Linked DNA regions of Homo sapiens: regions 2 and 3 are each linked to region 1. A link is an interaction called in ENCODE POLR2A ChIA-PET data of the cell type or tissue named here. Cell type or tissue: A673. All regions are shown on one strand. Each heading gives the region's core, and the rest is flanking DNA. Links, peaks and the distances in the headings are about the cores only.

Region 1 (11,004 bases), core at 3,500-8,499:
TAAAACTAAAACATGCAAGTAACAGGGCTGGGTGTGGTAACTCACGCCTATCATCTCAGCACTTTGGGAGCCTGAGGTGGGTAGAATGCTTTAGCCCAGGATTTCCAGATCTGCAGGGGCAACATAGGAAGACCCCATCTTTAAAAATAAAAAAAATTAGCTGGGCATGGTTGCACATGCCTGTTGTCCCAGCTACTTAGGAGGCTGAGGTGGGAGGATCGCTTGGGCCCAGGAGGTTGAGGCTGCAGTAAGCCATGATCATGCCACTGCATTCCAGCTTGGGGGACAAAGTGAGATGCTGTATCAAAAAAATACACACACACACACACACACACACGCATGCATGCATACACACATATAACAATTTTGAAATAAAATTAGAGACAAAGAGAACAGATTGGCAGCTGCCAGGGATTAGGGGTGGGCAGGGGAAGGTGGAAGAAAGGTAAATGTAGTTGTAAATAGTCAACACAAGAGATCTTTTTGGTGATGTGGTGATGTAACTGTTCTGTATCTTGACTGGGTGGTGGATACATGAACTTATACATGGGACAAAACTGTATGGAACTACACACACCCAGAAAAACACACAAATGAGTACGAGTAAATGGGGGAAATCTGAACACAATAGGTGAATGCATCAATATTACCATCCCAGTTGCAATATTGTGCTAGAGTTCTGCAAGATATTATCATTGGGGAAACCTAGGAAAAGGGTACATGGTACATGAGAGTACTGTATTACAAATACAATTATATTAAAACAAAAAGATTTTAAAAAAGTTAAGAACCCCAAAGAACTTTTATTTATGTGGGATAAATTGACTGATGTTTACCAGACTAGAATTAAAATAAGAAATAATTTGGCTGGGCATGGTGGCTCAGGCTTGTAATCCTAGCACTTTGGGAGGCCAAGGCGGGCGGATTGCCTGAGGTCAGGAGTTCGAGACTAGCCTGACCAACATGGTGAACCCATCTCTTCTAAAAATACAAAAATTAGCCGGGCATGTTGGCGCATGCCTGTAATCCCAGCTACTCAGGAAGCTGAGGCAGGAGAATTGCTTGAATCCAGGAGGAGGGGGTTGCAGTGAGCCGAGATCCTGCCACCCTACTCTAGCCCGGGCAACAGAGTGAGACTCTGTCTCAAAAAAAAAAAAAAAAAAAAAGAAAGAAAAGAAAGAAGAAAGAAAGAAAGAAAGAAAGAAAGAAAGAAAGAAAGAAAGAAAGAAAGAAAGAAAGAAAGAAGAAAACATTTAAGGCCAGGTGCAGTAGATGACGCCTGTAATCCCAGCACTTTGGGGGGCCAAGGAGGGTGGATCACCTAAGTTCAGGAGTTCAAGACCAGCCTGGCCAACATGGTGAGACCCCGTCAGTACTAAAAATACAAAAATTAGCCAGGTGTGGTGGCAGATGCCTGTAATTCCAGCTACTCGGGAGGCTGAAGCAACAGAATCACTTGAACCTGGGAGGCGGAGGTTGCAGTGAGCCAAGATCGCGCCACTGCACCCCAGCCTGGGCAACACAGTGAGATTCTGTCTCCAAAAAAAAAAAAAAAAAAAGTATGCCTTAAGTTAGTTAAAATAACATTAAAAAACCTGTTAAATATTAACATATTATTTTCAATGTCTGGTTTAATAGAAGACAGCTGGATTCTCCATTCAATCTGTTGGTGAAATGTTTTGGTTCAAGTATACAAAGAAAATCAGCCTTACATAGAATATATATGGTACAGATATATGTATATGTGTGTGTTGTTTTACAGATAATGTATATAATGTTTGTATTTAATAGCCTTTTCAGATAACTGTGGATATTATTCCTTGATATGACACCAATAAATTCAGTAAATGATAGTTCTATTATTTATTTATTTTTTTTACTTTATTTATTTATTTTTTACTTTATTTATTTATTTTTTTTATGGAGTGTCACTCTTATTGCCCAGGCTGAAGTGCAGTGGCGCGATCTCAGCTTACTGCAACCTCCGCCTCCCGAGTTCAAGCGATTCTCCTGCCTCAGCCTCCCGAGTAGCTGGGATTACAGGCATGTGCCACCACGCCTGGCTAATTTTGTATTTCTAATAGAGACGGGGTTTCTCCATGTTGATCAGGCTGGTCTCAAACTCCCAACCTCAGGGTGATCCGCCAGCCTCGGCCTCCCAAAGTGCTGGGATTACAGGCATGAGCCACCACGCCCAGCCCATGCCTGGCTAATTTTTGTATTTGGAGACAGGGTTTCACCATGTTGGCCAGACTGATCTCGAACTCCTGACCTCAGGTGATCCTCCTGCCTCGGCCTCCCAAAGTGCTGGTATTACTGATGTAACCGTTTTAAACTATAAATGCTGATCTTGGCAGAAGTGGTAGCTCATGCCTATAATCCCAGCTCTTTGGTAGGCCAAGGTTGGAGGACTGCTTGAACTCAGGAATTTGAGGCTAGCCTGGGGAACACAGTGAGATCCTGTTTCTATAAAAAGTTTTTCTGTTTTTTTTTTTTTTTTTTTGAGATGGAGTCTTGCTCTGTTGCCCAGGCTGGAGTGCAGTGGCATGGTCTCGGCTCACTGCAACCTCTGCCTCCCGGTTCAAGCGATTCTTGTGCCTCAGCCTCCCAAGTAGCTGGGATTACAGGCGCCTGCTACTATGCCCAACTAAATTTTTGTATTTTTAGTAGAGACGGGGTTTCACCATGTTGGCCAAAATGATCTTGAACTCCTGCGCTTGCCTCAGCCTCCCAAAGTGCTGAGATTACAGGCATGAGCCACCGCGCCCGGCCTACAGAAAGTTTTAACATTAGCCAGGCATGGTGGCGGGTCCTTGCAGACCCGTAAGGCTGAGGCAGGAGGACTGCTTGAGCCCAGGAGGTTGAGGCTGCAGTGAGCCATGACTGTGCCACTGCACTCCAGCCTGGGTGACAGAGTGAGACTCTATCCCCAAAATAAATATATAAATAAATACATTTAAAATGCTAATCCTGCTAAAAGACAGACTGGTTGAAATCTCAGCTCTAAGGCCAGGCGCGGTGGCTCACACCTGTAATCCCAGCACTTTGGGAGGCCGAGGCGGGTGGATCACGAGGTCAGGAGATCGAGACCATCCTGGCTAATACAGTGAAACCCCGTCTCTACTAAAAATACAAAAAAAAAAAAAAAAAAAAAAAAAAGATTAGCCGGGCGTGGTGGCAGGCGCCTGTAATCCCAGCTATCCAGGAGACTGAGGCAGGAGAATCGCTTGAACCTGGGAGTCGGAGGTTGCAGTGAGCCGAGATCGCGCCACTGCACTCAAGCCTGGGCGACAGAGCGAGACTCCGTCTCAAAAAAAAAAAAAAAAGAAAGAAAAAGAAAAAAAAATCTCAGCTCTATTATTTAACAGCTGGTTAACCACTAATAACATTATGCAATCTTTCTGAGCCTCAGTTTCCTCTTCTGCAAAATAAAACCATCAAAGTTACCTATATTTCATAAGGTCATTGTAATGATTAACTGAATGTAAAGTGTTCAGTGTACAGTGCCTAGCTATATACAGTAAAAGTTCAAAAAATATTAGACAATAATAATGGTAATGGTAGTATCTTGTTAACTTAACTCCACCTTTCTAGTGTCTTGCAACATTGTTAATCTCTATTCAGATTTCCAGGCTTGAGATAACCACCTGTAGTGGTTCATGGAGATACAGTTATGGCTTTTTATCATGCTTTCCCTCCCTTCTTCTAGCAGGGGAATCTCTATTACCTTTGGGAAATACATTCCTTCACCTCACTGCAGTATAGGAGTGGGCAGATCTACCAAAACTACATGAAACAGGTTATATACAGGTTATACTGTTTCTTTCTTCCTTTGGTACCTTAAGCTAGAAGGACTAATAAAATCTGAAGCTGCGAGAGGCCATTTTGCCAGACTCACAAAGAAAACTTCCCTAAGAATAAAGCCAAATTAGGCCGGGCACGGTGGCTTATGCCTGTAATCCCAGCACTTTGGTAGGCTGAGGTGGGCGGATCACGAGGTCAGGAGATCAAGACCATCCTGGCTAACACAGTGAAACCCTGTCTCTACTGAAAATACAAAAAATTAGCCGGGCGTGGTGGCGGGCACCTGGAATCCCAGCTACTCAGGAGGCTGAGGCAGGAGAATGGCGTGAAGGTGGGAGGTGGAGTTTGCAGTGAGCCAAGATCATGCCACTGCACTCCAGCCTGGGCGATAGAGCGAGACTCCATCTCAAAAAATAAATAAATAAATAAATGAATAAATAACTAAATAAATTAAATTAAATAAAGCCAAATTAGGGGAAAGCAGAATGGAGGTAAGCAAAGACAGAATCCTGATGGGATTATTTGAAACCCTGCCTAAACTAATAAACTCCATTCCTGGGAATCTATAAATTCTTTGTTTGCTTAAACTAGCTTGAGCCAGATTTCTATCATAACTGAAAAAGTCCTGACCACTACATTACCCACAAATTTATATGCATACATTTTATTTAGTCACTGATGTTATAATACAAATGCTGAACAAGAATGGACCAAAGGCAAGAGTCCTGTGGTATACCACCTCTATCCTAGCTGACAAACATCTAGTCATCTATAATCTTTAAATATAGCTCTTCAGTCAGCTATAAAATCACCCAACTGTATCACTATCCAGTCCACATTTCATCAACATGTCATCAAGAATATCATAAAAGGCTTTTTCAAATACCTTGAAGAAATCAAGGCACTCCAATCTACCCACCTAACAACTCTATTGGGGGAAAAAGGGGAGAGAGAGGAAGTAGTTTAGCAAGCCTTGCTTTAGAACTTAATTTGGTTCCTAGTAAGCATTCTTTTTCTGGATTCCTTTCAGCGACATTAAATACTTACTATGGTGTAACCATTATACTATACTAAGTTAGAAATATAATATGATCCCTGTCCCAAGGTTGGGTGAGGTAAACAAATGTGAACAAGTAATTAAAGTAATGTCATAAAGAATGCAAAAGAGGTAAGTATAAAAGGAGCAGAATCATTTGTGTCTACCTGGGGGAGAGGCAGGTGACATTTCAGCCTAATCTTTTTTTTTTTTTTTTTTTTTTTGAGACGGAGTCTCACTCTGTCTCCCAGGCTGGACTGTAGTGGTGTGATCTCGGCTTACTGCAACCTTTACCTCCCGGGTTCAAGCAATTCTCTGTCTCAGCCTCCCGAGTAGCTGGGATTACAGGTGCCCGCCAGCATGCCTGGCTATTTTTTTTTATTTTTAGTAAAGATGGGTTTCACCATCTTGGCCAGGCTGGTCTCAAACTCCCGACCTCATGATCCACCTGCCTCGGCCTCCCAAAGTGCTGGGATTACAGGCGTGAGCCACCACGCTCCGCCTCAGCTAAATCTTAAGGGATAAATTCAACAGAGGAACAAGAAAAGAGTTGATTATTTTAGTCAGGTGCAATAGAGGCCACAATAGTTTGGCATAAAGGGGTTGGAGGGAGTGGTGGGAGATTACTTGTCATGATAAAGAAAGGCACTGTGGGCCAGGTGCAGTGGCTCACGCCTGTAATCCCAGTACTTTGGGAGGCCGAAGCAGGCAGATCACCTGAGGTCAGGAGTTTGAGACTAGCCTGGGCGACATGGAGAAACCCAATCTCTACTAAAAATATAAAAATTAGCCAGGTGTGGTGGGAGCCTGTAATCCCAGCTACTTCTGGGGGCTGAGGCAGAAGAATTGCTTGAACCTGGGAGGTGGAGGTTGCAGTGAGCCAAGATCATGCCACTGCACTCCAGCCTGGGTGACAAGAGCAAGACTCTATCTCAAAAAAAAAAAAAAAAATAGGACTCAGTGACTGACTCAAGTCAAGGAGGTAAGAAAAATCTGGGCTGACTTCAAGATTTCTGACGCCATTATCTCAGGAGATGCAAGAACACAACAGTAGCAACAGCAACAATGGCAAATTATTGGTGGAATAAAAGCGAGAAAGCAAGTTCAACTTTAGGTATGAGTTTTAAATAGGCAACTGGATGCAAAGGATGGGAACTCAGAAGAAAAGTCAGGGCAGTGCCGGGCACGGCAGCTCACGCCTGTAATCCCAGCACTTTGGGAGACCAAGGTGGGCAGATCACAAGGTCAGGAGATCGAGACCATCCTGGCTAACACAGTGAAACCCCGTCTCTACTAAAAATACAAAAAAAAAAAAAAAAAAAAAAAAAAAAATTAGCCCAGAGTGGTGGCAGGCACCTGTAGTCCCAGCTACTCGGGAGGCTGAGTCAGGAGAATGGCGTGAACCCAGGAGGCAGAGCTTGCAGTGAGCCGAGATCACGCCACTGCACTCCAGCCTGGGTGACAGAGCAAGACTCCGTCTCAAAAAAAAAAAAAAAAAAAAAAAAGAAAGAAAAAAGAAAAGTCAGGGCAGTAGTTAATAGAAGTCATGAGTCATGAGCTTGCTGGGTAAGACAGCCTGAAGAGACTGGAGAGAAAAAAGAAGGCAATCTGAGAGAACCCAAGGAACATCAACATTTAAATGAGTAAATCCAGGAAGAAAAGACCACAAAGAAGTCTGAAAATAATAATCATCATAACGATAAAAGCAAACTTTAATTTATTGCTTCCTGTGTGTGTCCCAGCACTTTTCAAAGCATTTTATGTGCATTTCACTTATTCCTTAAAACTACCCTCTGGGGTAATTACTACTAGTAACCTGCTTTTAAAGATGAATTATCAAGGCTAGAGGGGCTAGATAACTAACCTAGCCAAGGTTACTACTAAGTGATGACACTGGGATTCAGGCTCAGACAATTTGGTGCCAGAACCCATACAGTACTAAAGAATTAAGAACCAAAACTGAACACTGTCATAAGAAGTCAAGGGGAAATGAAGTTTAAAGAAGAAAATGGGCTAGTGTTAAATAAACTTAGCAAGAAGTTCTAGTTGCAGAAAAAAGTAGGGCCCAAAAGCTAAACTGTACTGGGTAAAGGAAAGCATGATGAGATGAAGGGAAGATAATTAGAATTTATTGTATGCCTACTGTGTGCCAGGAGTTCTACATGTTATCTTATTAAATCTCATAACACTCCTTTGAAGTAAATGATAGCTTTTTTGATAGAAAATAAACAGAGCTGCAGGAAGGTTAACTGACTTGCCTGCAATTACCTAGTTATTAAGTGACAGGGTCAGGATTTGAACCAATGTATGTCTGACTTTGAAGCTTATTCTCTTTTCCACTATACTATGCTACTGCAAAGAAGCTTAGAAGGCCAAGGAAGGAGAGAACAAGTAGTTCACAAGTGATTTGTTTATATCCTGTTCTAGGATTTTGCTGAAGATCACTGTTAAGCACCACGTATGGTCTGCAATTTTGAAAATTTGAACGTTTGCCTATCTGTAGTCTTCTGGTATGCTCCCATTTAGCAGAATACTCTAGACAATAGGATCACTGTGTGAAAATTCTTCTCAAATATGATTAATTTGGACTTAAATGTTTGAGCTCAATAAAACTCAAGGTGCTATGTCAGACAGAAAAGAGGGTACTTATTATTTAGTAGTCCTCTGCTTAAGCACATTCATCTTTTGTAAAAAGGACAATGAAAGGTTGTTCAATAATTTTATTTATTTTTAGATCTTGATTTGCACATTAATTTTGGTAAATCCTTAGGTATGAGTCTTAGTTCTACCCTCATTAGCTCTATTACCTTCCTCAAGTGATTTAAACTTTCCACATGAGTGTGTCATCATCTGTAAGATGGGGATTTAACTATCTTACCTGGCTGTTAGGAATAGAAGAGATGAGACCCGTAGACCACTTAGCATACTGTCCACTTCAGTTCATGCTCAGTAAATGCAATAACAATTTATTTGTCTCCTTCCTCAGCCTCATCGTCCATCACTGCTCTCCTCCCACTTTATGCTCTAGGTTTCATGGGAAGAAAGGGCTTTATTGTAAAATAAAATTATTTTACATAAAAAATTAATGGCAATGTTCAACTAGAGTGGTGGCATCAGGAACAAGAGGGCCAAATCACAGGACTTGGCAACCTGTTGGGTAAGGAAGAGGCATAACACAGAGGACTCAGAGATTTGCAGTGTGGGGAACAAATGGGAGAAGGTGATGGCTGAACTGCATAAGTTGCATCATAAAATGGCTCTGATTTTTCAGTACAAATATACTCTGAAGCAGAACTGAAATCATAAAGCAGTCAAGCCTTGATAAACTAAATTTCGCTCTACAACAACTCCCTAGAGCAAACCTCTTCTAAAACAGACCAACAAAACCCAAAATACCAAATAACAAAGACTATATAAATTTAGAATTTTGTAGAACATACTTAACATATAGAGCTTATAAAAATTAAGAGAGGCCATTAATTTTTCTTTTTTTTCTTTCTTTCCCTTCCTTTCTTCCTTCCTCCCTCCCTCCCTCCCTCTTCTCCCGCCCCCACCCCCGCCATCCCTGCTTTCTTTCTTTCTTTCAGAGATGGGATCTTGCTCTGTTACCCAAGCTGGGGTACAGTGGCACAATCTTGGCTCACTGCAAACTCTGCCTCCCGGGTTTAAGTGATTCTTGTGCCTCAGCCTTCGAGGAGCTGGGACTACAGGCGTGCTGCCACCACACCTGGCTAATTTTTCTGTTTTTTTTTTTCTTTTTTTTTTTTTTTTTGAGACACAGCCTCGCACTGTCGCCCAGGCTGGAGTGCAGTGGCGCATTCTCTGCTCACTGCAACCTCCGACTCCAGGGTTCATGCCATTCTCCTGCCTCAGCCTCCTGAGTAGCTGGGACTACAGGTGCCCGCCACCATGCTCAGCTAATTTTTTGTATTTTTAGTAGAGACAGGGTTTCACCGTGTTAGCCAGGATGGTCTCGATCTCCTGACCTCGTGATCCGCCAGCCTTGGCCTCCCAAAGTGCTGGGATTATAGGCGTGAGCCACCTCACCTGGCTAATTTTTCTATTTTTTAGAGATGGGGTTTCGCTGTGTTGGCCAGGCTCGTCTTGAACTCCTGGACTTATCTGCCCACCTTGGCCTCCCAAACTGTTGGGACCACAGGCATGAGCCACCGTGCCTGGCCACGAAGTTTCATTTTAGATTAGATTAATTGGCAAACAAATAATCATAACAGAAGTGAACAAAGGACTGCAAGTATCCTGCCCAGGGAATAACTGCCAGAGGGAATAGGGATGACTCAATGCTGGAGTGGACCTAAAGAATAAGTAGTAGTTTCCCAAGAAAAGAAGAAAGCATATTCCAGGCAGAAGGAACAGCCTCTTCAAAGGCACACAGGCATGAACAAACACAATGTATTTAAAGAACAACAAGCTGCTTGGTTTGGTTAAAGAGTACAGGGAGAGTTAAATTGGGACTTAACCTTGCAGGTATTAAGAAGCCACTGAGGAATGAAAGAAAGGGTATGATGTTATTGTATCTGTATATCCAAAGGTAAAATTAATAGAAGGAGGGGAGTAAACTAGAGAGATTGAAAAGGAGGGCTCCTAGGAATAAAAACATAAGTAAGAATGATCAGAAGTAGGGGGATAAAGGGAAGAACCCAAGAGACATTCAGGACCTTTAAGCAATTTGACTTTGCAAGGCATCAGACATGTAGGTAATCAGTAAAGGAATTAGGTATGATTAGAATTTCTGATTAAGATGGCTGAGAGATGATTTACTGCACAAATATTTACTGAGCAACTGATACATGCCAGGCACCAGTCTAGGCACTGAGAATACAGCTATGAACAAACAGACAAACATCTCAGTCTTTGGAGCTTAAATCTGAGTGAATGACAGTCCATCACTGAAAGAAAAAGAAAAAAAACAGGTTTGGTTTTGGTTTGGAGGGAGGGTGCAGAGATTAATGCAATTAGGTGTTTTTAAAATTTTTTACTTTTTTGTTTGATATCTTCTCAAAAACCAAAAAAAAAAAAAAAAAAAAAAAAAAAACCACCACAAAATAACTTTTTTTTTTACTTTGCTCAGTTGCCAGCACTACAGGAAAGAGAAGCCTGGAAGTACATTATGGGAAAAGAAGTAGATAGGTCTTCAGTGTAAAATCTGAAGGGGTCATGTGAGTATTTTTAAGGATTCAATAATATACATAAACACAAATAAAAACACAGTATATTTCCCATCTATTTGGCAAAGATGAGAGAGTTGAACATATCCCAGTTGGTAAGAGTATGTAAAAACAATAGGGACTTTTATGCAGTATTGGTTGGTGCCTTCTCTAGAGGGCAGTTTGGCAATATGTATCAAAATATAAAATGCACATGTTCTTTTGTCCCAAAATTCAATTTCTAGGATTTGTATCAAGAAGATAACAGGATATATATATATATATATATATATATATATATATATATATATATACACACACAAAGATGTATGATGGACAGTTTTCTTCAATGTTGTTTTTAATAGCCAAACCAAAAAATAACCACAAAACCAGAAACAATCTATAGGTCCATCATAGCATAGATCCCTATCTACATCAATGACATATCTACAACATATTTTTTAGTGAATTAAAGGAAAAAGTATGATGGAGCATGTACTATATTGGCCCATTAATGTTAAATTTAACTCTACTTTTTGTTTGAGAAGTGTTAGAAAATTAAAAAATTAAAGATAAATAAAAATAAACTGATCTATACATAAGTATATACAACTCATAAAATGCGTAGATCAGCAGATAGAGGCTGGATGTGGTGTCTCATGCCTGTAGTCCCAGCACTTTTGGAGGTTGAAGCAGGTGGATCACTTGAGGCCAGGAGTCTGAGACCAGCATGGACAACATGGTGAAAACCTGTCTCTATCAAAAATACAAAAAATTAGCCAGGCGTGGTGGTGCATACCTGTAATCCCAGGTATTTGGGTGGCTGAGGCACAAGAATCGCTTGAACCCAGGAGGCAGAGTTTGCAGTGAGCTGAGACCGTGCCACTGCACTCCAGCCTGGGTGACAGAGCGAGACTATCTCAAAACAAAACAAAGCAGATAGAATTAGAGGTTTAGATCTGGAAGGATGTTCTAGCCATCATGTCTATAGTAATATTC
Region 2 (11,004 bases), core at 2,836-7,835, 100 kb after region 1:
ACGAAACCCTGTCTCTACTAAAAATACAAAAATTAGCCAGGCATGGTGGTGCATGCCTGTAATCCCAGCTACTCTGGAGGTTAAGGCAGAGGTTGCAATGAGCAGAGACTGCACCACTGCACTCCAGCCTGGGCGGCAGAGTGAGACTCCCTCTCATAAATAAATAAATAAATACAAACTTATGTAGGTGCTATTTCTCTCATTTTGCAGATAAGAAAACTGAGGAAGAACAATTAAGAAACTTGGTCAAGATCACTCAGTAAATAAGTGCAAAGGTAGGAAACAAAGCCAGGTAGTCTGGCTCCAGAGTTCACACTTTTTAAAAAATTTATTATTATTATTTTTTTGAGACGGAGTCTCACTCTGTTGCCCAGGCTGGAGTGCACTAGTGCGATCACAGCTCACTACTGCAGCCTCAACCTCCCAGGCTCAAGCCAGGAGGCCTGGCTAGAGTTTACGCTTTTAGCCACTAAATTATACATAAGAGTTGATGTGAAATTCAAGTTTAGAAGGCTGGTGTTTTAAATGAGAAGTGGCCCCGAATACTTACCTTGAAAGGAAAATTCTCAAACTTTGATGTATATAGCAATTATCTGGAGAGACTTCTGGAAGTACAGATTTCTGGGCCCTTACCCCAAAAACTTATTCGGCATATCTAGGGTAGGGTCCAAGAATGTGCATTTTTGATACTCTGGTGATGTACATGGTTTTATGGGACACACTTTTAGGAACTCTGCTGTAGACGGTAAACTGTAAGCTCCTCAAAAAGCAGAGACCATCTCTGTTTTATTTACCAGTGTATACCCAATACCAAGTAGAAAACCTAGTATCTAAAATGCATTCAATTAATGTACTGACTGAATGAAAAGTGATAACAATTAGCCAACAGTATATCTTCTCTACAAAATACTTAGTAATATCCACAATACATTTGAAGGTCTGCCTATTAGTGATGTGTCCAAGGAAGAAGCACTAGAACAGGGTTTTTTTTCTTACCTGCAATTGCCAAGTAAAGAAAGAACTATTCCTCAATTATTATAATGAAAATTTGGCTGGATGAAATATTCCAGAACACACACACATATATCATAAGTAGTCAAGCTCAAAGTAGCAGTTTTAAAGTAACTTTCCTTCTTTATAAATAACAGGATAGGTTCAGTGCCAGCTGTAATGGTTATTCTTTGCAAACATCATTCATTACCTTACCTAAAATCCTAAACTCAAAGATCCTTTGTTTATTGAGTGTCTACAATGTTAAAGTCACTGTGAAAAACAAGTGAAAGCAGTTTTGGGGTAAAAGCAATTTTGGAGTATGTAAGCATTTTCATCTAATGTTTCAAGGTAGTCTTTACATTGAAAAAATGGCTGGGTGTGGTGGCACACACTTGTAGTCCCAGCTACTTGCGAGGCCAAGGCAGAAGTGCATAAGTGAGACCAAGGCAGAAGTGCATAAGTGAGGCCAAGGCAGAAGTGCATAAGCCCAGGAGTTCAAGATCAGCATTGGCAACATAGCGAGACCCTGCCTTAAAAATAAGCAAATAGGCTGGGTGTGGTGGCTCATGCCTGTAATCTCAGCACTCTGGGAGGCCGAAGCAGGTGGATCACTTGAAGTCAGGAATTTGAGACCAGCCTGGCCAACATGGTGAACCCCTATCCCTACTAAAATTAAAAAAAAAAAAAAAAAACTAGCCAGGCATGGTGGTATGCACTTGTAATCCCAGCTACTCGGGGAGCTAAGGCAGGAGAATCGCTTGAATCAGAGGCAGAGGCTGCAATGAGCCGAGATCGTGCCACTGCACTCCAGCCTGGGTGACAGAGTGAGTCTCCATCTCGAAAATAATAATACTAAGAAAATAACAAATAAAGTGGGAAAATTGAGAATCCTTCCTGACAGTTAAAGATTTGTTAAGAATCCCAGAGTAACAACATGCCATAAGAATTTGGTGTCTACAAATCTGGCTTTGCCAGTGACTACCTGTGAGATGCTGGGCAAGTCACAGGACTTCACTGGTCTTAGTTTCTTCTATAAAATGAGGAAATTGGACAAGATAATCTTTCTCTGGAACTGCCTTGAATTACAACACCTAGAAGGAAAACAGAGTTTCTGAATGAAAAAATAAATTAAGCTTGTAGTTACAGAATGCAACTCTGTCCCACATAAATATCAACTTCTTTTTAATGTTTTCCATGAAGGAAAATCTTGAGGGCATTTGGTTTCAGGAAGCAAAGCTGACTGCTCTGCCATCAATAGCTGAGAAATAACAGCTAGTGGAAGAAGGCGTTAAGAAAGCCTTGGATCAGAAGGAATAAAAGAGACCTGACCTTGGTTAGGCAATGAGGGACTACAATACAAGAGAACTAAGCTAGAAGGCACAAATTAGGGCAGGAATACAAAACCAATGGCAAAGGAAGATGCTCTTAAGAACACAGGATATGATAGCATGCATGATCAGAAGTTGAAAGAGCAAAGAGCACACTTTATGGTTTTCTTTGTATCCTAAACTAATGGGGGAAGTGGTAAATATATGCAGCATTCTGAAAGCAGCAGAAGCTGACATTCAAACACGGGAAAAGCAAAGTGCAGTGTTCCTACCTTGCAAGATCAAAAGCAGCAGCTAAAGACATGTGAGGGGGAGCTTCTGGTTAGAAACTTCTAGATCCTTTCTTTAACTACTAGAGCCTACTTGGCTATTTTATATGATTTGGGGGAAAAGAAGGAGTCTCACCTTAAACTCCTGGTCGTAAGCCCTGACAAAGTCAGCACAGATAGATCGTTGCCATCTGTGGTTTGTAAATTCCTTTTTTCTTGCCTGTCAGAGTGGCGACATAAGCACTAAGCTCAGGACACTCAGACAGGCGCCTGCCCTCCTCCCTACCTCCCCTTCCATCCCTAACTTAACAATCCATCAATCAAACTAAAGGCAAGGGAACAGGCAAGAGCTGGAAGGCTCTGTCTTGTTTATTCCTCAACATTCCCTCCCCCATCTCTTCAGCTGGCAGGAAGTATGAGGCAGAAGTGTTCAATAACAATTCAGAGCAGCAGCAGTTGCTAAGAGCCATCTCTGGTCTCTCCTAGAACTCTGGGAAACAGCACAGAGCTCACTCTGTCAGAGGAAGGTATGGTCGAGCAAAAGTGGGATCCCATGAAGGGAAATCCACATCCTTGTCTGACAGAAAATTTCCCAGGCCATAGCCTGAGATATCTACCTTCACAAAGAAGAACATGAGATAGATAATTTCTCTCTTTCTTTTTTTTTTTTTTTGAGACAAGGTCTGGCTCTATTGCCTAGGCTGGAGTCCAGTGGTGCCGTCTCAGCTCAATGCAACCTCCACCTCGCAGGCTCAAGCTATCCTTCCACCTCAGCCTCCCCAGTAGCTGGGATTACGGGTGCACACCACCAATGCCCGGCTAATTTTTGTAGAGACAGGGTTTCACCATGTTGCCTAGGCTGGTCTCAAACTCCTGAGCTTAAGCAATCTGCCCACCTAGGCCTCCCAAAGTGCTGGGATTACAGGCATGAATCACCAGGCCCAGCCAGTAATTTCAATATTCAAATCTTCCTCATTGGCTAGTAGTCAACACTGCTACTCTGCACCACAGAATTCAGTCAAGAAACTTCCCAAATTTTATGAGTTCTTCCTCTTCATGACAGTTCCCAGTTGAGAGGATGCAATTCTTAGATTATATCAAAACATCTGTTTTGCTATTTTGGTTCTGTTTGTTATCCCTACATAGAAACGTCCCAAACCACAGGCAAGCCCATTTCTCAGAGAGAAAATTTTAAAGAAGTTTTCAAAGACTTTGCTTATAAATTATAGTACTAATCATCAAATACTCACTGAGCACCTATTATGCCCCAAACCGGAGATTGTTGTTTCTCAAAAACCGCTCCTCTGCATGGTTCCTAACTTCCTTTCCTTTAACTTGCCTCTTCTGCTCCTCCCAGTCCAGAAATGTTCTCTCCCTGCACAGCATGTTTTAATCTCCTAGCAACTTCCAAACATTTATTTAAATAATTATTTATTTCAATAGCCAAAGGTAATATGGAAAGGCACCCTCAGGACCAGACTGTCCAAAAGGGTTGAGGGAACAGGGGAAGGAATTGAGAAAGCAGGTTCTTGCTTATGGTTACATGAAACTGTATAGCAAATTTTCTGCTTCTAAAAGTAATTGCCAGCAATTTTCTCTATCTTTCAAAAACTGAAGCACAGTCTCTTTCCCTTTTCTTTCTCATTCTGCTGCCCCATTCTCAGAGTCTCCCTGGGAGGCAAAGCTTATATGGCAAAGCAACATTATTAAGGGACAAAACTCCCTGGCACCAGGATGTATTCTTAGCTGAACATACTGCATCTTTCAGCCCAATTATAATCTGAAGGGCAGCCACCCAATCAGTCCCTGCACCTCTATGTGAGAAAATGGGTTCCATTTGCTTCTCTGTTAGAGACAATCATGGACATTTACACTTAAATCCAACATAAAGCTAAGCAATATTAATCCTTTCATCCACAGACTATCACTGGGCTTAGAAGGTTGCAACATAAGTACTCTAAAATTTAGATAGGAGAATGAAGGTCATCCTCAGAAGTACTTTTTAGCACAGGAAGAATAATGATTATGAATATGGATATATGGCAAGAGTTTCTTGAAGCCAGATGTAGGGAACAGTCTAATGGGCCTGGAACAGAAGCAACAACTGCTAGTACTCCTAAGCCTCTTTAAAACAGTATTATCCATCTGTACCCGAGAGAAAATAGCAAATCACAGCCAGCACAGGATGAGCCAAGCTAGTAACCAGCTGGAACCTGACTCTGCTGAAGTGGACTATAGCATCTGCCACCTAAACACAGGCAGCCTCTCTGGCAGCTGCCACTGGTAAAAGGGAATGAGCCACTGTATTATTAGTGGAAGAAACTCACAGACCTGCTACTGGAGAAGCCCAGATGTTGCTAAGAGCTACAGATGTGCCAGAGGCAAAGACCAAAATACCGACAGCAAAGAAAGCATGAGCTACCACTGGAATACAGGCACTAAGAGGGCACCACCACCCAAACATACACATCCAGCCTTTATTTATTAACACTTACATATGGAAATAGGTATTCCCTGCTGCAGCTGATCTAATTACAGAGAAATCAATTTATACTGCATCTGCTGGGATCAGCTGAAAGCACAGGATGAGCAGAGCACAGAGCAGAAAATCAAGAGCCAATGAACAGCTCACCACAAGGCCACTGTTTTGCAGGAATAAGCTGCTGAAGTTTAATGCTGCCTGAGCTGACCCTAGACTCACACCCATTCTCCTCCAGCCCTGCAAGTTCCATTTCCTAAAGCATGAACTAAGATCATCTTCCCAGAGGAGGGACTCAGTTCTAACCCCTCCTGGGGCTGCAGGCACCTGTCCTTCCAAGTCAAGCAGAAGGCAAGGTATCATTACACTGTTGGCAGCTATTAAACCACGAGGAGACTTTGATTCCTAATAGTTGTGGGAGATACCTGGCATGAAGCTACACCTTTAATGGCCAATCTCTTCCTAGGCCAAACTGTCATAACCACAACAATAACTCATAAGATCTAAGTACCTCAAAGTACAATGAGTACCTCTTGCCCTCAAAATGTGCCCCTTCGCTCTTTGGTAGCCGGCAATAGAACACTTCGTAGATATGCCATGAAATTTAGCCCTTTGTTCTACCAGAGACCCAACAGCACCATTTATCCCATCAAGAACCGTACTCAATCTACATTATCACCAAAGGCGTATTGTTTATCAACTATTATGAGTCTGATGATGAAATGCCAGTCAAGCTGGGAAACAAATAAAGGTCTGATGCCAATCTCTACCAACAAGTGTCTGAGGTGGGCAAAGACAAGGTGGGAAGGTCTCAACTCAGACTACAGAAAGTTCATTCTACAAAGTAGCTGCCCCCAACAACAAATATCCTGTTCCACAATGTCCAGGCCTGCTGTAAATGAGTCTGTAGGGGAATCCTCTAATTTGGAAGAAAACCACATTATCATTACCAGCTGCTCTGACCTTGTAATTGGTCATTACCCACACACTAATGAGCCTCCCACAGAGTACACATAGTATTTGGCAGTTAGTCCAGGGCAGTTCTGACTGGCAGTCAGTGGGCAGCCATATCTGGCCACCTCTTACCTTTTCAGACTTGACTTTCTTTAGCAGGCGACACTCATTCTCCCCTTCCTCTGGCTCCGGTTTAGTTCCCAAAGGATTGAGCGCTGCCCCAGGCTCAATAGCTATACTCCCAAGTGGCTCCACAGCTCCTGTATCCACCCCTGCACTTCCATCATACTGACCACCCCGTCCTCCCAAGGGAACTGGCTGGAGGACCCCAGGATCCTTTTCTGAACAAGTCCCCACTCCTTCGCTTCTCTCCTTCTTGCTCTTAGATGAGCTGTTCTCCTTCTCCTTTTTGGAACCGGCTACACTGCGGGATGCCTTAGCCGCCTTCTCTGAGCCCTTGGGAGCAATAGCAGCAACCAGGCCTCCAGCATTGGCACCATCTCCTGAGCGCCCCTGCACCTCTTTCTTGCTAGCTGCCCCCTCACTTGGAGTGAACAGGGAAGTCCCTGGAGTGGGTTTGCTAGTGTCTTTGCCACTCTTACTCCTTTTGGATTTTGATTTGCCTTCCTTCCCTTGAGGACCTGGCACTGGGGTCACAAACTTGATGTTGTCTGGTAGTGTGGCCACAGCATTGGGAGCCGGTATCCCCACCTCCTTTGAGCCTGACATTTCCAGTTTCTGCTGGTCCTTTTCCAGATCGGCGTCCAGGTCAATGATGAGATTCCCTACTCCAATGTCCCATTCATCCCCACTGTCGTATGTCTCAACCGGGTTTGCATCCACTCCTTTCCCTCCGGAGGCTCCACTGCTCAAGGACATCTTAGAGTCAACGTCCCACCTCAAGATTCAAGGCTCTTCCTTGCCCCCAGCTTTCCTATTTTCAGCTTCAGCTATGTTCTCAGACCTGCCACATTGGTCAGTACATGCCCAGTGGACAACATCATTGCTGGAAAAAGAAAATTTAAAAAGCTGTTAAAAGAAACAATACAGGCAAGAGACGCCTGAAATAAACTCCCACACAAAAACAGACCCTTCCTATGGGGCTATCATATCACAACAGACATGACAAACAGGTTCAATTGTATTTCTAACCAAGTTACATTGGACCTAAGGAAAAATCAATTCCCACTCCATCTCCCTAGGGGAAAGTACAGTATTTCCAATTGCCCAGAGATTCCATGGTAAGTCTTAACTAGGAGTCCTCTAGAGTTAATTTCCCACTCCTAAGAGACCTATTTCTACTACCACTGTCAGCTGGCAACCCTTCCTCAATCAATACAGGTCCTGGCATATCACAGATGCAAGCTCTAGCACAACTTTACTTATACCCCCATTTCTCCTTGCTTTTTCTTACATTATCAGAGACGCAGAACATGATCTAGCAAAAGCTTTAAAAACTCTCTAACAGGGTCTATCTCTAGTACAAATAGTATAGATTCCTCCTACTATTGGGAAGGAAAAGTCTTATGGTTAAGAATGAAAGAGAAAAACAAGCAGAACTGGGGAAAATGCAACTTCAGGACAGGGGGCTAAGACTTGAACTAGAGGAGACAATCTCAGAGGGGACTCAACCAATCAGCTTAAGTTCAGAGAAGCTGAAACAGCCTTCTAAAACTCCAGGTTTCAAATTATTATCTCAATAGCAGGATTCAAAGTGGCCTTTCCCACTTCCCACTAAAATAGGACGACACACAAATAAAGAAAAATGTTTACTCTATGAAAAACTGGACACTACTAAAAATCCTAACACCAGGATGTAGAATAACTCTTCACTTTCTCATGTAATACTGATGGCACTGTATTGACAAACACCAGGCCTCACACCATAGGAAACAGAGATTGGCTACAAAAGGGGGTGGTGGTGATGGGGTATTAAAAGTGCAATTTATGGCCAGGTGCAGTGGCTCACATATGTAATCCCAGCACTTTGGGAGGCAGAGGCAGGCTAATCACCTGAGGTCAGGAGTTCAAGATCAGCCTGGCCAATGTGGTGAAACCCCGTCTCTACTAAAAATACAAAAATTAGCCAGATGTGGTGTCAGGCACCTGTAATCCCAGCTACTCGGGAGGCTGAGGCAGAAGAATCATTTGAACCTGGGAGGCAGAGGTTGTAGTGAGCTGAAATCACACCACTGCACTCCAGCCTGGGTGACAGAGTAAGACTCTGTCTCCACTATCTCCTGACTAACAAGACTTGAGGAGTGTGCCATCTAGAAAACCTGGCAGTCAACATATACCATCCAGTATTATTTTATGATAAAGCCAAAGAGTTCTGTTCTTGCTTATTCCTCTGTCCACCACCTTTCTCTATCCATTAAAAAAAAAATTTTTTTTTTTTGAGTCAGAGCCTTGTTCTGTTGCCCAGGCTCAAGTGCAGTGGCGTGATCTCGGCTCACTGCAACCTCTGCCTCCCGGGTTCAAGCAATTCTCCCACCTCAGCCTCCCAAGAGGTTGGGATTACAGGCGTGCACCACAATGACTGACTAACTTGTATTCTTAGTAGAGACGGGGTTTCACCATGTTGGCCAGGCTGGTCTCAACCTCCTGGACCTCATGTGAGCTGCCTGCCTCGACCTCCCAAAGTGTTGGGATTACAGGTATGAGCCACCGTGTCCAGCCAAAAAGTAATTTTTATAAGGTAATTGAGTAGAAAGAACAAGCCAGTAGTGTCACAGTGAATTCTGCAAAGTGGATCTCTAACTTTGTAGAGATCTGTAAATGCCACAGATAGGACACAGACAAGACAAATTGTACTTTTTTACCTATTCCCTCAGAGCAATGTCAAAGAACTAGGGTGTAGGGGCAAGAAAAGATGTCACAGTAGAAGAGCAAAGGAGGGGAGCCAGGTGAATGCCTGCTAGCAACAGGAATTTAAGGGGGAGAGGTGTGCACATTTATCTGCCATTTAGCTGTAGATGTGGGAAGAAAATATATCCATTACCCAAGTGGAGATCTTAGTGTTAACAGCAACCAACCACTATTTATTAGTAAATGCCAAGTCTACATAGATCCTACTTTATAAGAGATGAGCAAAAAGTGGGGGTGGATGATATGATGTACAAACTATGAAAAAAGTTACTCACAAGGTAAAGGAAACATAATCTCTTATGAAATGATAACTCTAGGCCAGGCATGGTGGCTCATGCCTGTAATCCCACCACTTTGGGAGGCCAAGGCGGGAGAATCACTTGAGCCCAGGAGTTTGAGACCAGTCTGGGCAACATGGCAAAACCCTGTCTCTATAAAAAATACAAAAATTAGCCGGGTATGATGGTAATGCTTGTAGCCCCCGCTACTCAGGGAGCTGAAAGGTGGGAGGATGGCTTGAGCCTGGGAGGTCGAGACTGCAGTGACCTGAGATTGTGCCACTTCACTCCAGCCTGGGTGACAGAGCGAGACGCTGTCTCAAAAAAAAAAAAGAAAGAAAAAAAGAAATGAAACTCTGAAAATGATCTAGGATTCTGAAGAAATTAGTAACCTGTTTGGAATTCTCAACACTACACAAGAAGACTTGGCCTCCATGAAATAGCATAGTAGATACCTATTCATTTGTTAGAAAATCTTTTATTTATTGCCTTCAACGTGCCAGGCACTAAACTAGGTGCTGAAAATACAGCAGCAAGTAAGACAGTGAGTAAGGCAATGGAACATGGTACTGAAAATAATTTTTCTATTATGAGGGGCAGAGGGCATCTCTAGGAAAGGAGATGCCAACTGAATTTCCATGATAGAGAATTCTTAAAGCACAGTTCTTCCCCAAATCATAATTTTTTAGTTCTCTAATCTTTGCAATTGTGGCTAGGCTTAGAGTGTAACCTACATTAATCTAAGGGTTACTCACTATCCTCAGTATGTAATTTAACCATTAAAACAACCCCACCTTGTTTTATCCCTAGAAAAACAATAAAACTTTCCTTAGTTTCAAAAGACCTTCCTCTAGAAAATAGAATGGTAACGGAAGAGAGACTCTGGAGGAGTAAGGAAAGCGTATGAAACAGAAAAATGTTAGTGCTCACTGAGAGCTTCTGACAGTTCTCAGTCTACTGTACTGCCTGCCCTGCTGCAGGATGCATGATAAACAAAGTATGCCAGTAAGGAAGAGAGCATTAAAAAGATAACAGAGGCCAGGCACAGGCTCATGCCTGTAATCCCAGCACTTTGGGAGGCAGAGGCAGGAGGATCACTTGAGGTCAGGAGTTCAAGACCAGCCTGGCCAACATGGTGAAACCTCATCTCTACTAATAATACAAAAATTAGCTGGGTGTGGTGGCATGTGCCTGTAATCCCACTTACTTGGGAGGCTGAGGCATGAGAATCACTTGAATCTGGGAAGAAGAAGTTGCAGTGAGCCAAGATCACGCCACTACACTCCAGTCTGGGTGACAGAATGAAATTGTGTCTCAAAAAAAAAAAAAAGATAACAGGTTAAAATGAAAATGTGTAACTTAGTTGAAAGGACAAAAGGATTTAACACTAAAAAAAAAAAAGATACAAGGAAACAAAAAATGCAGTATCAATTAAAATTCATAAAGAAAGTAGTCCACAGTGGCTAATCCCAGCACTTCTGGGCCTCCACCTGGAGGCCCAGGTGGGTGGATCGCTTGAGGATCAGGAGTTTGAGATCAGCCTAGCCAGCATGACGAAACCCTTTCTCTACTAAAAATACAAAAATACGAAAATTAACCAGGTGTGACAGTACATCTTATAATCTCAGCTACTTGGGAGGCTGAGGCAGGAGAATTGCTTGAACCTGGGAGGCAGAGGTTGCAGTGAGCCAAGATTGTGCCACTATACTCTAGACTGGGCGACAGAGCGAGATGCCATCTGAAAAAATTCAACCAGCAAACAAAAAAAACTACCTGAAATACTAAAATCAGTTCAATGTAGCATAAATTTAAATAATTCCTATAAATACAAATAT
Region 3 (9,582 bases), core at 1,032-6,031, 1.1 Mb after region 1:
TTTTTCACTATACACCATATTATTCTTTTTGAATTTTGTACCATTGGTTATCACAAGGTAAGTAATATTTTTAAAAATTTAAAGCCTAATGTTATTCCCCAATCAGGGAAATTTGCAGGATAATGGGAGGGAGAAAGTGGGTCTTTAGAGTCAAACTAACTTGAGTTTTCACTCCAGCTAATCCTACTACTTCCTAGCTGTGTGTCTGAAAACAAGTTACTTAGCTTTTCAGAGCCTCATACTACTTAACTATGTTGGGGAGAATGAGCATCCGCTGCATTGTGATGTAGGTGAAAGTGATAACAGCAACACTTAGGAGATTCACTATGTGCCAGGCACTCTTCTGAATGCTTTCTGGCTGTGTGTGGACTCATCCTCAGGACAACACTGCAAGAGGGATATTATTCTTTTATTCCTCCCCATTTTACATATGAGGAAACTGAGCCATAGAGAGACTGAAGAACTTGCTTTAGTTCTTTAGTTCTTTAGGCAGGCTGTTTACCTCCCAAGCCCAGCTCTTCCTACCTCTACTCTGCTGCCTTGAACTGTTAGCATCCTCTTCCTTTCAATCAGGAATTCTTAGAAATGCAGACATTTTCAACATCCAAAGAAATGTCTTTCTCATAATGGGCTGTTGGATATGGTCACAGGCTAGTGAGGGCAGTGCTGGTTAGGGAATTAGCAAAGCAGGTGAGAGAGAGAGAAAGAGAAAGAACTCTATTGAAGTTAAGAATTTTGCAATCAGAGGATGTGATTTAATTGTAGCATAGCACAATCATAGCTCGCTGTAACCTTCAACTCCTGGGCTCAAGCAGTACTCCTGCCTCAACCTCCCGAGTAGCTGGGACTACAGATGTATGCTACTACACCTGCCCAGTTTTTTAAACAAAAATACTTTTTTTTGCTATTTTACCCAGGATGGTCACAAACTCCTGGACTCAAGTGATCCCCCTGCCCTGGCTTCCCAAAGTGCTGGGATTACAGGTGTGAGCCACTGCACCAGCCTATTTTTATTTTAAAATGTTTAATTATATATTAGAGGAGGATTCCATAAGGTCTTCAGGACTTAGGGCCTACAAAAACATTAAAAGGGTGGAGCAAACTTTTAGTCAGGGTTGCCTCCTCCATCCCCCTCAAATGGGTCCTGGGTTGAGTCACCTTCTGCTTATGTTGCTGACTCTGTGGTCACCCATAGTAGGTCTTTCTGTGATTAACATCCTGATACTAACTTGTCTGTGGTCATTTACCTATTCTACTTCGAAGATTGAATCAAAAAACAATCGCAGGGCCAGGCGCTGTGGCTTACGTCTGTAACCCCAGCATTTTGGGAGGTCAGGGCAGGAGGATTACTTGAGCCCAAGAATTTGAGATGAGCCTGGGCAACATAGTGAGTTCCTGTCTCTACAAAAAATTTTTAAAAATTAGCTGGGCGTGGTGATGCATGTATGTAGTCCCAGTTACTTGGGAGGCTGAAGCACGAGAATCTCTGGAGCCCAGGATTTTGAGGCACTCCAGCCTGGGCAACAGCAAGATGTCGTCTCAAAAAAAAAAAAAAAAAAAAAAAAATCCCAGTGACTTGAATGTTCCAGGCAGTTGGTTTCTCAAGTTCATTGAGTTTTTACTGCACTTGGAAAAAAAGGTTTTTTTCTGCATTTCTTTAAAAGAGTTTCAAAGTAAGTAATGAGCCTGAATGGGCAAGGGGTAAGGACACTTATTTTCCTTTGGCTGAATTGAAGGTTCTTCCTCCCCATGTCCCAGAATGGTTCATTTCCTTCCAATTTCCCCTGTGCGTGCTCACTACCCCTCCTACTCTAAGACCCTCAGTGTTTCCTTTAGGTCTTTCCTTGCGCCTCAGAATTAGGCCACTTGCCCTTCTGAGCCCCTCCACAGGCCTTGGAGGGGCCTTAGGCTCGGCCTATGCTCAGAGCACTCCCAACGCTGGGACCATCCCTCCTCTTCCTGCCCCCTGAAGTGTCCAGCCTGGCAGTGGACCTTGGCCAAAGAAGAGATGAACCATGTGAAGACCTCATCTCTGCCTCCCATCACCAGTTTTCTCTGCAAGCTCACATCATCTCTTCCTGCCTGTCATGCTTTATCTATAAGCAGCTTTCAGCAGCTCCTTACTGCCCCCAGAAGCAAGCCCAGACCTTTCCCTGGCATCTGGACTCTCCTGCATTTGATCCTGACTGACCTGCGAGGCTTGCCTCTCTCCATAGCCCAACCCAGGCCTGACTGTGGAGCAGATCCTGAATGCTGTCACCCTGGCTCCTGGCTCGAGCTGTTTCCTCTGCCTGTTTCTCTCCAGCCTGGGGAAGTTGACCCATCTACCAGGGCCTAGCACAAAGCCCATTTCTTGAAAACTTCTTCCCAGCACTTATCTCATTCATGTTCTCTCTCCTTTCCTTCCCTCCTTCCCTACCCTCTTCCTCCCTTCTTTCTCTCTGTCGCTCTCTCTCTGCTTCTCTCTCTCTCTGTTTCTCTCTCTCTGTCTCTCTCTGAGTGTGTATTGATCTCCCTCCTCAGCCACGTTCCTATGGGACTCCCCTTTTACCTCTGAGATAGCACTTATTTCAGGCTGCTTTGGAGTAGAGTTCTTCATGTTCATACCACCTCCCAGGTTAGAAATTGTGCTCCTGGAATTGAAGAGCTACCCATTCTTCATTCATGTGCATATTGATCATCTGCTGGCCACACCCAGGGTTTTGCACCTGGAATAGGTTCCTAATAAATGTTTGGCACTTGGTACAGTGGCTCGATGGACAGAGCGAGCCTTGGCTTTAGCAATGGATAGCACACCTCCTAATGTGTGACCTTGGACAAGTGACTTACCCGCTCCAAACCTCTTAGGTCCAAAACCTATAAAACGGGGGTTAAAATAGTGCCTACCCCATAGAGTGGTGAGGGATAAATGAGATAATGTGCAGAACATGTAATGTAACACTTACCACTCATAAACTAGGCATGAGTCACCAGCTTCATCCTACAAACACTTTCGGAGATTTACTTTTGCCCTGGATCCTCTGGAGTGGGTACTGGGGAGAAAGTTACTAGAATATTCATGTTGAAAGACAAAGATGACCTCGATGCAGTCTGGGCCTGGCTACAGAAAGGATGGTTAAGTCTGAATGGATTCTAAAGAAATCAAGGGCACAACGCTGGCAGCCCCAGGCCCTTATAAAAGGCGGGGCCTCTCTCTTCCCAACTAAAGAAATCAGACACTGCCTAGGAAACCAGCTCCTTTAATCTCCTTACACTAAAGATTAACACCTACCAGAGTCCCTCCCCAAAGCCATCTTCATACTTTTTAATGTGAGCCTGAATAACTGGAGGACAGGAAAGGCAATCTGGAGCATGGAGAAAGGGAATTTTCAAAGGAACTTGGCCATTGTGTCTCTGGCACTGAGGTTGAGGGGAACAGAGGCCAGGAGGGCAGGACTCTAGAAAGCCAGGGAGCCCCTCCTGTCATTGAGACACACATTGAATCCTTTTCCTTGGATTCCAGGAGCAGCAGTCCTGGACAGGGGCCATGGAGGGTGAGGTATAGTGGGGAGGGAAGGGTGGGTGGGAGCAGAGCAGTATCCTCCCTCTCTCTGGCCACTGTGGTTCTCAGCGTACATTCTTAAATGGGTGTTTTGATATATTTCAGCCTCTGAGAATGTTGGCAGACCACCAGCTTTTCTCAGGGCCAAGCTCCCTTGAATAAGTCGATGTACTTCTGCATACCATCCCCACTGGCCTGTCCACCGTCTAGGTTCCTGTGATGGGGTGGTGGTGTGGGATTGGGGGAGGGGTGGGGGGATTGATGCCGGGGACGGAGCAGTTGCTGTGGACGATTTGAGTCCTGTGTGGCAGCCTTTCCCTTGGAGACAAGATCCTGGGCTAGGCTCTTGGCACGTGAATGACTCTTGGAGACCATCTAGTCCAATCCACCCTTTTACAGATGAGGAAACTGAGACGTAAAGAGCCCAAGCCAAGATGAAAACCCAAATCTCACCCCAGTCCAGGGTTTTTGTCCTGTTTCTCTATGACAGTCCCGTAAAGAAATTTTGCTGTGATATGATGCAGGTGTCACAACAAGGCTGAAAAGGACAAATCTGGATTTGATTAGAAAGTGTGAGTCCTACTTGCTCAATCTCACATTGAAGCCACAACTTACTCCTTGCCTGAGAGTAGCTTCTCGTCCTGTGGTGTGGGGAGGGGTGGGCAGAGGGAGGACTGGTGCAAACAGTGTTTAGATTTCCTCTCTGATAGACTCCTGGGGTGGAGTTGGAAAGGTCCAAGGTGAGGTGTGAGAGTTTTGACTTGAAGGATCTGCTCTTTTGAGTGCTAGGCAGGTAGGCAGGCATTCTCTTCCTCCTTCCCTAAAAGATCTGTAGCCTCTTTAGGATCAAAGGACGCTGGTGTGCAATGAGAATGCCACTGAGAGGTGGCACCCAGCACCCATCCAGGAAAAGGAACAGACAGAGTGAAAAACTGATGATGGTAACTCACATGAGTTAAAAAAAAAAAAAAAGCAGAAGTAAGTAAAGCTGGCATGGGTATGACCAATGGAAAGGCTCAAATAATGGGGATGTAGAAAGGATTGATGAAACTCTCAGGGGAAATTCATTCACTCAGTCAAGAGCTCTTTAACGGAACACTTACTCTGTACCAGGTTCAGTTGTCGGCACTGGAGAAATCACACCAAGAAGGGTGCAGAGACCCATTGCAAGTGACTTGGGAAGAGGAAAACTCAGTCATGGGCAGACACCCAGTTAAATGGAAAGCAGAGTTAAAGGAGGACAGCGGGAAGAATGAGATCTTGAAAAATCCATCAGCAATTTCGGGACGATAACATGTGCACAGATGATATTTTTTAAAAACCTGGGAGAAAGGAGTCAGTGGGAGACACAATTTGAGAGCTACTGTGGCACTCTGGGGACCAAACTAAAGTGTTTGCACCACATGCTGGGGTAATTCAATCACTCAGCAAGCACTGTTTGAGCACCTGTGTTTCTCTGGCCACACTAGTCTCCCTGCTGTTCCTTGTCCTCACCAGGCATGCTTCCCTACTCTGCCTTTAATCTGCAGGGGGATTATCATAGCTCATTGTAACCTTGAACTCCTGGGCTCAAGCGATTCTCCCATTTCAGCCTCCCCAATAGATGGGACTACAGGCCTGCACCACCATGCCAGGCTATTTTTTTTTCTATTTTGGTATAGGTGGGGTCTCACTATGTTGCCCAGGAGGTCACTATCTCCTGGGCTCAAGCCATCCTCCCGCCTTGGCCTCCCAAAGTGCTAGTATTACAAATGTGAGCCACCACACCCATCCAGAGTTCCCCTTTTTTTTGAGGGCTTCCCCCTACTCAGTAGCACCATTGTCTTAGGTCATTTTCTGTTGCTGTAACATATACCACAGATTGGGTAATTTATAAAGAAATTTATTTCTTACAGTTCTGGAGGCTGTAAAGTCCACATCTGGTGAGGGCCTTTTTGCTGGTGGGAACTCTCTGAAGAGTCCCCAGGTGGTGCAGAGCACCACAAGGTGAGGGGACTGAGTGTGTTAGCTCAGTTCTCTCATCCTCATCTTATGAAGCTGCTAGTCCCATTCCTGTAGCAACCCATTAGTCCATCAACCCATGAATCCATGAATGGATTTATCCATTTATGAGGGCAGAGCTCTCATGACCCAATCACCTCTTAAAGGCCCCAACTCTGAATATTGCTACATTGGGGGTTGAACTTCAACATAAGTTTTGGAGGGGACAAATATCCAAGCCCTAGCAACCATTTAGCAAATGCGTAAACAAGCTGCAATTGTGGTGACAAGAGAAGGCACATCACCCTGGAAAGGACCCTGTCTCATTTTTCTTTGTTTTTATTTTTTATTTTTATTAAGATTATTTTTTAGAGATGTGGTCTCTCCATGTTGCCCAGGCTGGCCTTGAACTCCTAGCCTCAAGTGATCCTCCTGCCTTAGCCTCCCAAAGTGCTGGGATTACAGGTGTGAGCCACCAAGTCCAGTTTATCTCATTCATCATTGTACCCCAGTGCTAGGCACATAGTAAGCATTGAGGAAATGTTGAATGAATGAATATCATTTTTAAGCACTGAGGAAACCTATTTTTAAAATAGTAAATGTTATTATCACAACTTTGTAAAAAGTGCATTTTAAAATGTTTCTAAAATCCACTAATAAATACCAACAGTAAGCCGGACATGGTAGTGTGTCCGTAATCCCAACTACTCAGGAAGCTGAGGCGAGGAGGATCACTTCAGCTTAGGAGTTTAAGGCTGCAGTGAGCTGTGATTGTGCCACTGCACCCCAGCCTGGCCAACAGAGCAAGACCCCGTCTTTAAAAAAAGTTGTAAAAAGAAATACCAACAGCAGTTGAATGGTGGAGTTCTGGGAAATCTTTCGTTATTTCCTTTTCTTTTCTCTTCCTTCCTTCCTTCCTTCCTTTCTCTTTCTTTCTTTCCTTTTTTTTTTTTTTTGACAGTGTCTTGCTGTCGCCCAGGCTGGAGTGCAGTAGTGCAATCTTGGCTCGCTGCAACCTCTGCCTCCTGGGCTCAAGCACACCTCAACCTCCCTAGTAGCTGGGATTCCAGGCGCATGCCACCACGCCCATCTAATTTTTCTATTTTTAGTAGAGATGGGATTTTGCCATGTTGGCCAGGCTGGTCTTGAACTCCTGACCTCAAGTGATCCACCTGCCTCGGCCTCCCAAAGTGCTGGGATTACAGGCATGAGCCACTGTACCTGGCCTTTTTCTTTCTTTTCTGTATTTTTCCCATTTTGTGTACTATAGCAACATTTTTAATAATGAATAAAGTATATTTTAGTCCCATCCACACCTTCCTTCCTCCCAAAAAAGGAATTGTGAGAATTACAATTTACAACCTAATATTTTAAAAGTCTTGTGCCATGTAAAGTGTAAATGACGAAGACTGAGAAACCATGACCTGAACTTTATAATGCAATGAAATAAAGTTTACCACACTCTGACGTGTCTGACAATATGCATGAGGATTGTGTAGCTGGGCATGACCAACAATTCTCATAAAACACTGTGATTGGTATTACTTGAAACAGCCAAACTGGCCTCTGTCAGATGCTTGGGGAAGGGAGGCGGGAACTGGATGGGGTGTGTGTGGCTCTGTTGGCCTCAGAAGACCCCTGGATCCATAACCCAGGTATGCCACTTTGCTGGCAGAGAAGGCCAGGACCTGGGAGCTCCGAGGACCTCCGGCTGACAGATTTGCAGCCTCCAAGTGGGGCTGGTGCTGCACAGGCTTCACAAAGGAGCTTTTTACCACAACAGGAACGGCACGAACACCCCAAACTCTGCTTTCCTTCCCTTCCCAGCCTTCTAGATATGGAGAGTTCATAAGGATACTGCCTGAAATGTCATCAATAAAAATGTGTTGGGCAGCAGAACGATTGCCTTTGAGAGGGCTAGAGGAGAGAATATTCATTCACACAACAAATGTTTATTGAGAATCTACTATATGCCAAGCATAAGGGAGGTCCTGTGCATACATGGTGTCATTTCCTTGCATCAGCCTGATGAAGATGCTATTAGACCCCACTATACAGATAATGAAACAGGCTGGGAAATGTTAAGTTAGTGACACTGAGTCACACATTTAAGTAAGTGGTGGTAGTGGGGAGGGAGGTGGAAAGGGAGGGAGGAGGGACTCAAACACAGCCCCATCAGAGGTGGAGAGCCTCTCTTCCCACATTGCGCATTGCACAACAGCAGAGGTTTCCAGACTTCATGCTTACAGCCTTTGTGACCATCAGCAGCTACTCTGGGTCTCGGTCTCCTTGTTTATAAAAATAAAGTGCTTGAATGGCTCACACCTGCAATCCCAGCACTTTGGGAGGCCAAGGCAGTCGGATCACTTGAGGTCAGGAGTTTGAGACCAGCCTGGCCAACATGGCAAACCCCACCTCTACTAAAAATAGAAAAATTAGCCAGGCGCGGTGGCGGGCACCTGTAATCCCAGCTACTTGGGAGGCCGAGGCAGGAAAATCGCTTGAACCTGGGAGGCAGAGGTGGCAGTGAGCCGAGATCGCACCACTGCACTCCAGCCTGGGCGACAGATCGAGACTCCATCTCAAAAAAAATAATAATAAAATAATAAAATAAAGTGCTTGAGAAAATACGTTTCCCAAGTGTCCCAGCGCTGGGTTCTTTGTCACAGTGTTTCCTCTTCTTGCCTTTTTCCCCACTGTGATCCCTTTTCGGTGATCCTCTTCTTGCCTTTGTAAAAGCTCTGCGGGACCAATTCTCTCGGGCCTTCCGCGCAGAGCTCTCCCAGGGACTCCGGTCTCTCCCCAGCTCGCCCCCTAGGGGACACAGGTGGTGCTGCGTGAGTCCGGGCTCCCAGTGAGAGTCCATGCAATTGTCAGACCAAGTCAACATAATCACCGGTTTGAATTCAACTTCAATTGCTGCTTTACCTTTTAAAAAAACATGGATCTAGAAAATATTCAGCTCTTCCCACATTCACCAGGGCAATGCTGCTGAAACATTTAATGACGGGGAGTATTTGTAGCCCGAAGACCTACTGTTTCTGTGAGTCATATTTAAAAATGGGATTACATGTTTACTTCCTACACCTCAGTTTCTTTTAGGTCCTGTGAGACTACTGATTGATCCAATGCTGATTTTGCAGGGATGCCAAACTGTGATTATAAAACAATATATTTGTCTCTACTTGGTTATTTTTATTAAAATAATCAATTTTTATTAGGTAATATATACATGTGGCACAATATCCAAAAATCACTAAGAGGTTTTCAGTAATTATCATATGACCCAGCAGTTGCACTCCTGGGGATATACCCAAAAGAACTGAAAAACAGGTGTTCAAACAAAAACTTGTATACAAATGTTCACAGCAGCACTTTGCATGATACCCAAAAGGCAGAAACAAACCAAATGTCATCAACTGACAAATAAACAAAATGTGGTTTCTCTATACAATGGAATATTATTCAGCCATAAAAGGGAAAGAAGTACTGATACGTTCTACAATATGGATGGACCTTGAAAGCATTATGCTAACTGAAAAAAGTCAGACATAAAAGGCCACATATTATATCATTTCATTTGTATGAAATATCTTGAATAGGCAAATCCGAAGAGACAGAAAGCACATGAGTAGTTGCTGGGCCAGAGGTAGGAAGGAATAGGAAGTACTAATGAGCATTGAGTCTCCTTTTGGGTGATGAAATGTTCTGAAACTGGATGCTGGTGGTGGTTGCATGACATTATGAATGTACTGTATCATACACCTTAAAATAGTTAAAATAATACATTTTATGTTATGTGTATTTTACCACAGTAAAACAAATAGTACTCTATCTTTCCAGAAATGATGATGATTATTATTATTTTGAGATGGAGTTTTGCTCTTGTTGCCCAGGCTGGAGTGCAATGGCGTGATCTCAGCTCACCACAACCTCTGCCTCCCGGGTTCAAGCGATTCTCCTGCCTCAGCCTCCGGAGTAGCTGGGATTACAGGCGTGCACCACCATGCCCGGCTAATTTTGTATTTTTAGTAGAGACGGGGTTTCTCCATGTTGGTCAG

The links. Peaks named below come from ENCODE experiments on the same cell type or tissue, not always from the same donor. Only the 100,000 strongest peaks of a DNase experiment are listed, where the experiment ranks them.
Region 2: POLR2A ChIA-PET joins it to region 1 with 6 read pairs; 12 of 35 experiments call an interaction of 5 or more read pairs at or near these places.
Region 3: POLR2A ChIA-PET joins it to region 1 with 7 read pairs; 1 of 35 experiments calls an interaction of 5 or more read pairs at or near these places.

Annotation. Positions count from the first base shown.
Region 1 is chr15:64,598,058-64,609,061 of GRCh38, reverse strand. The region is part of intron 2 of ZNF609 (zinc finger protein 609); the gene reads right to left. It overlaps LOC101930091 (a long non-coding RNA gene), which reads left to right. Exons shown (of 5, transcript XR_007064678.1): 4 at 9,930-10,017. Among named protein-coding and RNA genes, the nearest start is that of OAZ2, 100 kb to the left of the region's middle. RefSeq lists an enhancer at 4,929-5,428 and a silencer at 9,506-9,706. In A673, for the core only: no CTCF peak of the experiment used is centred there; a DNase peak (open chromatin) is centred at 6,441; H3K27ac peaks cover 1,671 bases.
Region 2 is chr15:64,495,318-64,506,321 of GRCh38, reverse strand. ZNF609 (zinc finger protein 609) reads right to left here. Exons shown (of 10, transcript NM_015042.2): 2 at 6,156-7,029. The coding sequence starts at 6,902. Among named protein-coding and RNA genes, the nearest start is that of ZNF609, 40 kb to the right of the region's middle. In A673, for the core only: no CTCF peak of the experiment used is centred there; no DNase peak of the experiment used is centred there.
Region 3 is chr15:63,486,245-63,495,826 of GRCh38, reverse strand. No RefSeq gene overlaps it. Among named protein-coding and RNA genes, the nearest start is that of USP3, 14 kb to the left of the region's middle. RefSeq lists a silencer at 1,105-1,164 and enhancers at 5,468-5,597, 8,407-8,476, 8,507-8,556. In A673, for the core only: no CTCF peak of the experiment used is centred there; a DNase peak (open chromatin) is centred at 2,976.